4 separate regions of the Homo sapiens genome follow, and all the other regions are linked to region 2. Evidence: chromatin contacts called from ENCODE Hi-C or POLR2A ChIA-PET data. All regions are on one chromosome and are shown on one strand. The core of a region is the stretch at or near the end of the contact, and the rest is flanking DNA. Distances in the headings are between cores, read along the strand shown. Region 1 overlaps FNBP1 (formin binding protein 1). Region 2 holds the start of ABL1 (ABL proto-oncogene 1, non-receptor tyrosine kinase). Region 3 holds the start of PRRC2B (proline rich coiled-coil 2B). Region 4 holds the start of GPR107 (G protein-coupled receptor 107).

The links. A loop is a pair of places that touch in the nucleus more often than their neighbours do. ChIA-PET counts read pairs that join two places held with the same protein, here RNA polymerase II (POLR2A). Pooled maps may share reads with other maps.
Region 1: a map with no recorded cell type shows a loop between it and region 2 (9-fold over the local background). The contact joins the enhancer-like site here to the promoter of ABL1 in region 2. A Hi-C loop is called at or near these places in 1 of 37 single-sample maps with no recorded cell type and 1 of 50 pooled maps. POLR2A ChIA-PET finds 5 or more read pairs at or near these places in 1 of 52 experiments (HEK293T).
Region 3: a pooled map shows a loop between it and region 2 (4-fold over the local background). The contact joins the promoter of PRRC2B here to the promoter of ABL1 in region 2. A Hi-C loop is called at or near these places in 1 of 168 maps with a recorded cell type or tissue (posterior vena cava) and 3 of 50 pooled maps. POLR2A ChIA-PET finds 5 or more read pairs at or near these places in 3 of 52 experiments (WTC11, activated B cell and activated CD8-positive, alpha-beta memory T cell).
Region 4: a pooled map shows a loop between it and region 2 (3-fold over the local background). The contact joins the promoter of GPR107 here to the promoter of ABL1 in region 2. A Hi-C loop is called at or near these places in 1 of 50 pooled maps. POLR2A ChIA-PET finds 5 or more read pairs at or near these places in 3 of 52 experiments (BJ and activated T-cell).

What each region holds. Positions count from the first base shown.
Region 1 is chr9:129,887,153-129,889,852 of GRCh38, reverse strand. FNBP1 (formin binding protein 1) reads left to right here. Exons shown (of 17, transcript NM_015033.3): 17 at 1-2,666. Among named protein-coding and RNA genes, the nearest start is that of MIR6855, 19 kb to the right of the region's middle. RefSeq lists enhancers at 1-883, 838-927, 1,258-1,657. Within about 2 kb of position 1,317, at least 24 of the 41 ENCODE cell types and tissues checked have a DNase peak (open chromatin) inside an H3K27ac peak, as active enhancers do.
Region 2 is chr9:130,833,864-130,836,563 of GRCh38, reverse strand. It overlaps ABL1 (ABL proto-oncogene 1, non-receptor tyrosine kinase), which reads right to left and starts at 1,310. Exons shown (of 11, transcript NM_005157.6): 1 at 1,039-1,310. The coding sequence starts at 1,117. It overlaps LOC124902287 (a long non-coding RNA gene), which reads left to right and starts at 1,736. Exons shown (of 2, transcript XR_007061822.1): 1 at 1,736-1,845; 2 at 2,099-2,700. RefSeq lists silencers at 737-786, 1,257-1,566 and enhancers at 1,203-1,728, 1,967-2,016, 2,037-2,086, 1,729-2,255.
Region 3 is chr9:131,392,653-131,395,352 of GRCh38, reverse strand. It overlaps PRRC2B (proline rich coiled-coil 2B), which reads right to left and starts at 1,267. Exons shown (of 32, transcript NM_013318.4): 1 at 1,090-1,267. RefSeq lists enhancers at 6-767, 1,894-2,043 and silencers at 574-863, 1,094-1,203, 1,234-1,423.
Region 4 is chr9:130,052,581-130,055,280 of GRCh38, reverse strand. It overlaps GPR107 (G protein-coupled receptor 107), which reads right to left and starts at 1,375. Exons shown (of 18, transcript NM_020960.5): 1 at 1,208-1,375. The coding sequence starts at 1,348. It also overlaps a transcript of FNBP1 not described here. RefSeq lists a silencer at 1,078-1,387.

The sequences.
Region 1 (2,700 bases), core at 68-2,567, 950 kb after region 2:
TTTGACGCCCTGTTTTCAGTGGCCTGGGGAGGTCCACACTGGAAGTCGAATTCCAGCTCGCCTTGTTGACTCGCCTGTGTCCACCGGCCATGAGGAGCCCACGCCTGTCCTCCCCATCACTTTCCTGTCCCTGAGAACTGTAGATCATGCGCTTGTGAGCGAGGCCCTCCCCTCTGCACCAGCTCATTGCAAAGCGAACATCCTCTCCTTTCCAGGAGCCCCAGGATTAGCATCTGAAAAGGGTAGCACTTCCTTTTTTGTTGTTGTTTTTTTTTTTTTTTTGAGACGGGAGTCTCGCTCTATTGTTCAGACTGGAGTGCAGTGGCATGATCTCGGCTCACTACAACCTCCACCTCCTGGGTTCCAGCGATTCTCCTGCCTCAGCCTCCCAAATAGCTGTGATTACAGGCGTGCACCACCACGCCCGGCTAATGTTTGTATTTTTAGTAGAGACAGGGTTTCACCGTGTTGGTCAGGCTGGTCTCAAACTCCTGACCTCAGGTGATCCGCCCGCCTCAGCCTCCCAAAGTGCTGAGATTACAGGTGTGAGCTACCGCACCCCGCCGAGGTTAGCACTTTCATCACCAAAGACCCCGTGCCTCTCGTGGTCCTTTGAGGGATCCCGCCGCCACCACCCTTGTATTTTATCACGTGCTCTTCAGGGCATGTGGAATTCGTTGAGTTTGCTTTTAGAGCCAAGTTTCTTTCCCTGTGTGGGTTTTTGAGGAAAACCTGAGGTCCCCTAATCTGTGGCCACCACCCCCCCCCCCCGCCACGCCTTAGAGCAGAGCAGCCCCTCCTCTCATTTGGTGCAGAAACAGTCAAGAGGAACCATTGGCCTAGAGCTCCTGTGACCGAGAGCGCCACGGAAGCCTGGGGATGACGTCGGGCAGCTTTATTCTTTGCTTGGCTTTGGTAACTAGGTGGTCCCCTCAAGCATCCTCAGTTCCTCTTGCTGTTTATGAATCTAAGACAAGGAAGTCCTATAGAAGCCAAAGGGACAGGGACGGAAAGGACAGGTCCCAAGGGATGGGGCTGTCTTTACTTGTGGAAACCAGGAAATTGCTCCTCTCAGCCAACCAAGGTTGACCACACACCACCCTTCCGGAGCAGCTCAGTCAGCCCTCGGGGACGAGAAACCACAAGCGCAGAGACGCTGAGGCCCAGGCAGGTGAAGAGGAAGTGGCTTTGGGTTTTTAAAGTAGGTGAGCGTGAGCCTCTCTGACTGCTTCTTCCCCGGGGGGGACTGCAAACCGCTCAGGGTTGCGGCAGAGCCATGGACTTCCGGTCCCTGCAACGGGTGACCTAAGCGTGGTGCACCCATCAGTCACGCAGGAGGACTGACTTGACAGACGAAAGACAAGCCCGGATGACACAGGGTGAGAAGAGTCAGGGCCGCACCTCTGTCCCTGCAAACCAACAGGTGCATGGTGAGTGTGGCAGTCCCCACAGCTCCACAATGGGCTCCCCCGCCAACGGGGACGACAGGGATCTTCAGGAACTTCTGACCTCACCAAGTCAAGTGGACCACTCTCCACTCCACGAGGATGTGAAACGGTTCTTTAAAATGGGATTTTAGAGCCTCGGGAATGCATGTGCGTCACATCTTTCATATTATGGGTCAGGATAGATTCATTTCTTGCAACATAGTGGAAAAGATATAAGCTGCAGTAATTTGCTCTTTGAATGACCGTCACCCCCAGTATAGGATATGCTTGTATCCCCCCGTCACTCCTCCGCCTGTTTTTTAAACTTTTCCACCACCTGCGTCCAAAAAGAATGTTATAGCGAGTGCTCTTAAATGTTGAACCTGGGTGTTGCTTCCGGGCCAGTCTGCGTGGCTCCATGAAAAGCTCACTGCTGCCCCAGCCGGGCTTCTTAGAGGAGGTCAGTTGTCCTATGTATCATCATTTACTCTGGGAATCCTACTGTGAAATCATGTCTGTATTTTTCTGGAGCAGTTCACATAGAGTAGAATGTGGAATTTCCCGTGAACGTCTCCTTCCTCCCCCGTATCTGCCGCCTGTCACTTCGCCACCGTGCTAGAATACTGTTGTGTTGTAAGATGACTAATTTTAAAAGAACCTGCCCTGAAAAGTTCTTAGAAACGCAGTGAAAGGGAGGAACTTGTCCTTTACCCAGTTTTTCCTTTGTAGGATGGGAAAGTATAAAAAGGCACAGAAGGTTGTCATGGGCTGTTCCTTGGGGGTTTTTATCCTGCTCACCGTGGAGATAAGCCTGCGGCTTGTCTAACCAGCGCAGCGCAAAGGTCTCGATGCCTTTTGGTAACATCCGTCATTGCAGAAGAAAGTTTACACGACGTCAAAAAGTGACGTTCATGCTAAGTGTTTTTCCAGAAATATTGGTTTCATGTTTCTTATTGGCTCTGCCTCCTGTGCTTATATCATCCAAAAACTTTTTAAAAAGGTCCAGAATTCTATTTTAACCTGATGTTGAGCACCTTTAAAATGTTCGTATGTGTGTTGCACTAATTCTAAACTTTGGAGGCATTTTGCTGTGTGAGGCCGATCGCCACTGTAAAGGTCCTAGAGTTGCCTGTTTGTCTCTGGAGATGGAATTAAACCAAATAAAGAGCTTCCACTGGAGGCTTGTATTGACCTTGTAACTATATGTTAATCTCGTGTTAAAATAAAATATAACTTGTGGCTCCGTGTCACGGGACTGTTTTGTTGCATGAAG
Region 2 (2,700 bases), core at 61-2,560:
GCTTGAGCCACCGCGCCCGGCCACATTTTTACTCTTATATTCTTAGTTGAAAACAACAGAGAAGTCCAAGTGCCACTCCATCTCTGAAGCACAGATAGCCTTTCTGCTGAAGGCAATGGTCTGGGAGCACCAGTCTCAAATCAGATCAATTTCATACCCACCTAGAAGCTACGAAAGTGAAGACCCATAACCCTTAATTTACTTTTTTTCCATTTATAAAACTAAAGACTACAACAGGAAAGAAAAATAAAATAAAACAGATGTAATTAGAGAAGGAGAGTAGGTAGAAAGAACGCAAAAGTGAAGCCCTCCTGGCCCTGAGCTTCACTTAAGGAAACGAACATGACACCCCAGTACTCTGGGGGACTCCTTGGAAACGCCTTCTTAAATGGGCTCCCCTCCCCTGAAAAGAGAGCGAATTCCTAAGACCTCTTCGTGGTCTGTAGATAAGATGGGGGTGGGGGAGATGGAAAGATCACTTGAAATTCTGTATCCATAAATGGTAGAGTGGTGCTCCTTGTGTACATGATGCTTAATGGAAATCGCATGTTTTCACAAACACGGGTCGATCTTTTTAACACACAGTCCCAATTAACGGTGGAAATTCCACAACGTGGGATCCCAGGGATGTTAAGGCCTGGCGAGTTGGCTTTCTCAAACTTTTTCGGGGGAGCCCGCACTGTGGGGCCCCGGACGCCGCCGTCACCATCCGGCGTGGCTCTACCGGGGCTGGTGCCGGGGCTGGGGGCCACGCTCCGCCGGCGGCGCCTAGGGGCCATCGCGAGAAAGAGAAAGAGACAGAGAGAGAGAAAAAGAGAGAGACAAGAGAAGAGAAAAGAGACAGACACAGAGAGAAAGAAAGAGAGACAGAATATAAGAGAACTGAAGAGAAGAGAAGAGAAGAGGGAAGAAAGAAAAAAAAGACAAGACCCGGGGAGGGCGCAGGCGGGAGCGCGCGGGCGGCGAGGCCTAGGAAGGGCCCAGCAGCAGCGGGAGGGCGCGCGGCTACTCAGCCCAACCCGTGCGGCCCGGGCTTACCTTCCAGATAACAGCTGGAGGACGAGGACAGCCCCTTCTTGGATTTGCAGCCCACCAGCTTCAGGCAGATCTCCAACATTTTCCCGCGCCAGCACGTCGGGGGCCGGAACCCCTCTCCCAGCTCGGTCCGCGGGCCCGGCTCAGGCCCGGCTCGGCCCGCGCGCCCCCCCGGCGCCCCCGGCCCCGCCAGCCGCCCTCACCGCCGCCCCGCGCGCCCGCGCCCGCCCATGGCCGCGGCCGCGTCTCCGCCTGGCCGGGACGCGCCTGTTAACAAAGGGCCCGGAGAGGGCGCCCGCCAGGCCCGCCCCCGCCCCGCCGCCGCCTGCGCCTTAACCCCCTCCTGGCCGCGCCCGTCCGCACCCAGGGGCCCCTGGCGTTCCCGAGGCCGAGCCCGGCCCAAAGCCACCGCCGCTTTCCAAAGCCAACCCGGGCCAATGGCGATCCTCGCAGGGGGAAGGCCGCGCGCGGCCCGCGGAGGTCTTTCTCCGCCTGGAAGCGCCGTCCCAGCCCCGGCGGGGAGGGTGCAGGCCTGCTCCACTCCACTTTAGAAGCCGCGCGCAACTCCACCGCGGCCTGGGGCGTCTCCAACCTGCACCGCTTTTGGCGAGTTTCCCAGTACGCGGTGCCAGGCAAACCCTCTGACCCGAGAACGCTGGTGAAAATGCATATTCCTCTGCAGTTACCAATACTAACTGGTCTCATTTCTACTCAACGCGCGTCCTGTGATTAAGGCTGAGGCAGTGGGTGTCTGGGGAGGAAGTCAGAGCTGGCACCCACAGGACAACCACACGTGCGCACGACACCCCGGTGAGGCCGCACATCCAGACCAGGATATGAGGTCAGGCTGCGAACAGACGGGTGTGAGTTCAGAGTGAGAGGACTTAGTCCCTACAATGAGAATTTTCGGAGGCACGGTCTGGGCCTCTTCTCTGATTCATTTTCTTTAACAGAGAACTTTTCCTCTTCCTTTGGCCGAGTGCCACGGGGTGAGGGTGGGGGGACCATTGTTTAAAATCCATTTCATTCAATTATTTTAAACTCTTGTTTGGACTGACCACAGACAATGTTATAAAGCAGCAACAATCACAGTCGTGTTACTGGCGCACACCCAGAAATCTAGGTCAGAGGGAAACAATAAGGAACTCAATGGCACCAAATAATTCAATAAAATCAGGTAAGTTCCCCTCATGACAGGAAAAGGAATTTATTTCATTTATTTCTTTCATAAATGGTGTTAATCACAAAACTGTAAAGGGGGAAGTTTAGTCCACATCTTCTAGCCATGAAGAGTAAGAGCTGACGTGTATTGTGCTCTTCCTATGTGCCATGTTACCTTCATTAACTGTATTGCATCTGCGTAATGATTCTGTGAGGAAACAGATTATCCCAATTCTTCAGGTTTAAAAACAAACAAACCCCACAGATGCTCAGAGAAGTCAGACACCTTGCCCACAGCTGGAAACAGGCGGAGATGGACTCAACCCAGGTCTGCCTGGCTCCAAGGATCAGGCTCCCGACCAGTGGATGATGCTGACCCTTCACATCAAGAATAAATTCCAAGTGGATTAAAGCATTGGATATCTTTGGTCAAATAACTAGCATTGTCATTATATGTTTCAGAGAAAGCCTTGGTTATGAGACCCTGGCTACTTTCTAGCCTAT
Region 3 (2,700 bases), core at 18-2,517, 560 kb before region 2:
ACACAATTGGTTACAAAAACCAAACTGGATGACACTGTACAAAGCCACATCAAATGCACACTAAACCTTAAAGAAAAAAAAAATCTTAGGGAAAGTTTAACAGTCCTGTAAACCAAAGGCATTTAAAGATTTCTCCCAGGAAGCCATTTAGCAAAAGACACTCCCCAGCCCCCCTTCTCCCACTTCCTTCAAGCTCACCACTGAAAACACCTCCAATTCTTGCCTAAAGGTGGGCTCCGACCTCCCACGATATTTAGAAGGAGGAAAAAAGAAAAAGGAAAAAAATCCACCTCTTAAGGCAAATCCACTCTTCAGAGGCCCACAGTTTCAACAGGGCTGAATTTCTCTCCTGGGGGTTGAGGGGAGGCAAAAGAGGAGGAAAAAAAAAAAAACCCCATCTGGCAGGCCCCGAGTGGCGACATCCTGTTTATTATTAAACATTTTTAGCATGGAGCATTCAGCATTTCGAAAATAACCCTCTGGTTCCCGCACTCACACCGAGACTGGGCGGCCGCTCGCCTCCCTCCCCCAGCCGCCAACTTTAGCGCCGCCGGGGCCCGGCCCACCCCGCGCCAGGAACGGCCCCGCGAACGCCGCTCAGCGCCCCGGACCCAAGGCCCGACCCCGCAGGATCCCGCCTCGGGCGCGCTGCTCCGTCAATTGGGCGGGGCGGGGAGCAAAGACGCCGGCCCCAGAACCCCGAGACCCGGCTGCGGGCCCGGGACCCCCGCCCCTCCGGCCTCTGCAGCCCGGCCCGGCCTCGGGGGTACGGGGGTGGCGGGCGAGCCCTGAGGGAGTCGCGCGGCCCCTGGACCCCGCCCGAGCCTGAGGCCGCGCGGCGCCGCCACAACAATGGCGAGCGCGCCCGGGCCCGCCGCCCCCAGGCCCCGCGGCCTCCCAGCCCCGCAGCCCCGCGCCCGGCGGGAAGGAGGCGGCGGCGGCCGCGCTCGCGGACAAAGGTCGGGCAGGGCCGCAGGGCCCCCGGGCCCCCGGCGGCGGCCGCGGGAGACAAAGCCCGGCCGGGCCGCGCCGCCTCCATCTTAGCGCCGCCGCCCCCACGCCCCGGCCCCGGCCCCGGCCCCGACCCACCTGGTCTGGTTCCGCGGGCGCGGCCGGGCCGGGCGATGGCAGTCGGGCGGCGGTCGGGCACGGGGGCGGCGGGATGGCGGCGGATTGCGAGGCGGCGGCGCGGGCTGCTCGCTCGCTCGCTCCCTCCCTCCTCCCGGGCTCGCTCGTCGCTGCGCGGTGGAGCCTCGGCGCCTGTCTCGCCGCTCGCTCCCTCGCGCTCGGCTCCCCGCCCCCCGCCTGCCGCCGCCCCCGCCTCCTCGTCCTCCTCCTCCCGCCGCCGCCCGCAACCTGGGCCCGCGCAGCGCCCCCTGCCGCGCCTCCCGGGAGCGGCGGCCTTGGGATCGGCCCGGGGGCCGGGCGAGGGCTGGGGCCAGGGGGGAGGGGCGGGGAGCGGCGGGAGGGGGCTGGGAGGGGGCTGGGAGTGGGGAGGGGCCCGGGGACGGCGGGAGAGGCGGGAGAGAACGGGGCAGAGCGGGGATCGGGGAGGAGACCCGGAGGAGGGGCCAGGAGCCAAGAGAAGGGGCCTGGGAAGGGCATGGGCCCGGCCTGGGCCCGGGGGAAGGGCGCCCGGAAAGAGGGGGAAGGGATGGAGGGGGCAGTGACGGGGGAGCGAGCCCGGATCTCCGCCCCCTCCCCCTTCAAAACTGCAGCGCCTCAGAACAGACTAAGCCCGGATTTTGTTAAAATATGTATACGGTATATGAACGGAAAGGAAGCAGAAATAATACTTTTTTCATTTCAAAAGCAAGGTTGTTGCACAATATGGGTACTTTGTCCCATTTTTACAAAATGAAAACTAATAAGCCCCTCCTCTTGAGTGTTGTGTGTTTGTGTGATTGCAAAACAAAAGGTCCGGGAGACTGCACTCCTGTCTTGGTTACCTCCGTGGTTTGAGGTTGGGAGAGCGGAGGAGGGTTCTTACTTTTTTAGACACCTAACCAACTATAAAAGCAATTTCAAAAAGCAAATACAAAAAAAAAATGTTAGGGCCTGGCACCCAAATCATCCCACCCTCTTCCAGTCACGGTTGCTCTAAGCACCAGCTGCGGGCCATGCCCTATGCTAAAGCACGTGGTTTGTCTCACTTAATCCTAACCCAGGGGCAGATATTATTGTTCTAATTCACAGGTGAGACAAAGGAGGCTTTGAGAGAATGTGCCCCAGGCCACACTGCTGGACCCAGAAGGAAAATTAACCCACTTCAGCCTAACTCCAGAACTGAGGCTGGTGAACAAAGCTTAGTTTTTGGGGAGTAGAATTCTGGATACTTTTATAGCCTTATTTATAATTCTCTGAATTTTCCTACATTTTATCCATGGTCATTTTCAGTGTTATCCTTTTTTTCTTTTTTCTTTTTTTTTTTTTTTGAGACAGTCTCGCTCTGTCCCCCAGGCTGGAGTGCAGTGGCACAATCCGCAATCTCTGCTCACTGCAACCTCCAACTCCTAGATTCAAGCGATTCTCCTGCCCCAGCCTCCTGAGTAGCTGGGATTACAGACATCTGCCACCATGCCCAGCTAATTTTTGTATTTTTGGTAGAGATGGGATTTCACCATGTTGGCCAAGTTGGTCTGGAACTCCTGCGCTAAAGTGATCCACCTACCTTGGCCTCCCAAAGTGTTGGGATTACAG
Region 4 (2,700 bases), core at 126-2,625, 780 kb after region 2:
CTAGCCAGGATGGTCTCGATCTCCTCACCTCGTGATCTGCCTGCCTCGGCCTCCCAAAGTGCTAGGATTACAGGCGTGAGCCACCGCGCCCCGCCTACAGTTCCACTTCTTAGAAGACTGTATGGTATGAAAATAATGTACAAGAGTTTGGGTCATAACAATTTACTTTTCTATGTCTCTAATTTTGTTTATATGTTTTGAGAAAGGGTCTTGCTCTGTTCCTCAGGCTGGAATGCAATGAGTAATCACGGCTCACTGCAGTCTCAACCTCCTAGGCTCAAGTGATCCTCCAGCCTCAGCCTCCCCAGAAGCTGCAGGCGTTTGCCACCACACCTGGTTAATTTTTAATTTTTTGTAGAGACAGGTTTGGGGAGGGGGTCCTTAGCACGTTGACTAGGCTGGTCTCGAACTCCTGGGCTCAAACAATCCTCCTGCATAGGCCTCCCAGTGTTGGGATTACAGGCATGAGCCACAGCACCTGGACAATTTCCCAGATATAGTAAACTGCTGAACCACCTTAGGGTGCGTTTCAGCCTTAGAGGTCTTTTCTCTGCTAGTTACAAAGCAAGATCCAGAGTATCATTCTAGGTTTATCAAAAATCTCTCTTCCCTAGACAATGGCTGGATAGAGGAAGAAAAAGCAGGCCCTTTGATTAGAGACACACCTTAATGCTGGCTTTACATTCTCAGTCACGTGTTTTAAGCAAGATTTGAAATTCCTTCTCTAGAGTCTCGCTCCAGAGAGCGCCCTAAACCGAAATGGGAAACTGAGGCTAAGGTTCCAAGTACCTTCAAACCGCCGGTACAGTACAAGGGCACAGAAGAGCGGAGACCGCGGACAAGGAAAGCCAGCATAAAAGCTGGAGGGGAGAAAGAAGAAAGGCGATCGGGCTGCCCTGAGTGAGGAATTCAGGGAAGCCAGCAGGGATTTAAGAGCAGCCTCCCGAGTCCGTGGGGGCAACGCCACAGTTCAGCCCCTTCCCCTCCCTCAGCTCGAGTCTTCCCGCCCCGTGCCGGTCAGCCCGAAGACCCCAGCGCCGCCCAGACCCGCCTTCCCCACAGACCCCGCCACCTGTCAGTGAAAGGCCGCAGCCAGGGGCAAAGAGGTGGTCCAGTGGCTCAGAGGTCCCCAATGGGCCAAAGTTGCCCTAAAACCCGGGGAGTGGCCTCGGCCTCCGCCCCCCGGCCCGGCCTTGCCAAGCTTTACCTTGAGTGCCAGGTGATGGACGCGGCCCAGGCCAGGCTCGGCCAGCAACTGCAGCAAACCCAGCATTGGGAGCAGCCGGAGGCCCGCGGCCAGCCTAGGACCGCGGGAGGCGGGGGAGCCGACGGGCGCCAGAGCGGCCATGTTTGTTCCAGCATCACCAGCCGCTTCCTCTCCCGCCCACGTCCGGGGTGAAAGGGCGCAGCCGCCGGAAGGGCCCGGGGAGCGGGGCTCGGCGGCTAGCTCCGCTGACCCTGTGGTCGTTTTCCTGGAGATTGCGACCTAGGAAGTCGTCGAGGAGCCTGTGCTGCCCACCTCGGGGCCCTTCGATCGGCCGCTCCTGTGCAGACTTTCAGTTAGAGATGAAGCCAACCTATTGGCGGTTGCCATAACAACGGTGGCCGAACCAGACCAGCCCGGGCCGCACCTCCGCCTCGCTGAGCTTTGGAAGCGACCTTGGGCTCCGGGGACCCCTGATCTCAGGGTCGGGGGATAAGCTGTGTCAGCCGCACGGTGTCGGGCCACTGATTGAACTGATTTCACTGAGCGTTGACTCGGAGGAAAATATCTAAAAATTCCCGGCTCGCCGTAGGGGTCCTGTGGTTTTCTAGGCGCTTCACACTCAAATACAAGCGAAATGGTTGCAATAATACGATTGATTGAGCCCTTATGAGGCAATTTGTTAGGCCTTTTGTTGTATTTAATTTTTGGAACAATTTGATGAGCTAGGAGGTACGTATTATCATTATTCCTACTTTACAGGTAAGCAAACTGAGGCTCTGAGAAATAAGTCATTTGCTCCAGGTTGAGCTGGGAATCACACGGAAGCTCTTAACTCCTGTGTTCTGTTGCCTCATGCTATTTCATCCAACCCCAAGTCTGGGTCTTAACATTTTTCTCTTAATTCTGTATGGAAACTTTCTTTGCTTCTTTCAGAAATTATAGGAACTTCTTTTTTTTGAGACGGAGTCTAGCTCTTGTCACCCAGGCTGGAGTGCAATGGCACGATCTCAGCTCACTGCAACCTCCGCCTTCTGGGTTCAAGCGATTCTCCTGCCTCAGCCTCTGGAGTAACTAGAATTACAGGCCTGCGCCACCACGCCCGGCTAATTTTTGTATTTTTAGTAGACACGGGGTTTCTCCCATGTTGGCCAGGCTGGTCTCGAACTCCTGACCTCAAGTTATCCTCCCGCCTCGGCCTCCCAAAGTGCTGGGATTACAGGCGTGAGTCACTGCGCCCAACCTGCTTTGGAGTACTTTTTATCTTTTAAAGTTAAGTGGCATCTTTGAAAATCTCTGGTTTTAAATTTGAATATAATACTGTACTAAAAACGAAATGAGGCCTGGCAGGGTGGTGATTCGCGCCTGAATCCCAGCACTTTGGAACGCCGAGGCGGGCGGATCACTTGAAAGTCAGTTGTTCGGGACCAGCCTGGGCAACATGGCAAAACCTCGTCTCTACTAAAAATACAAAAATTAGCGGGGCATCACGGCCG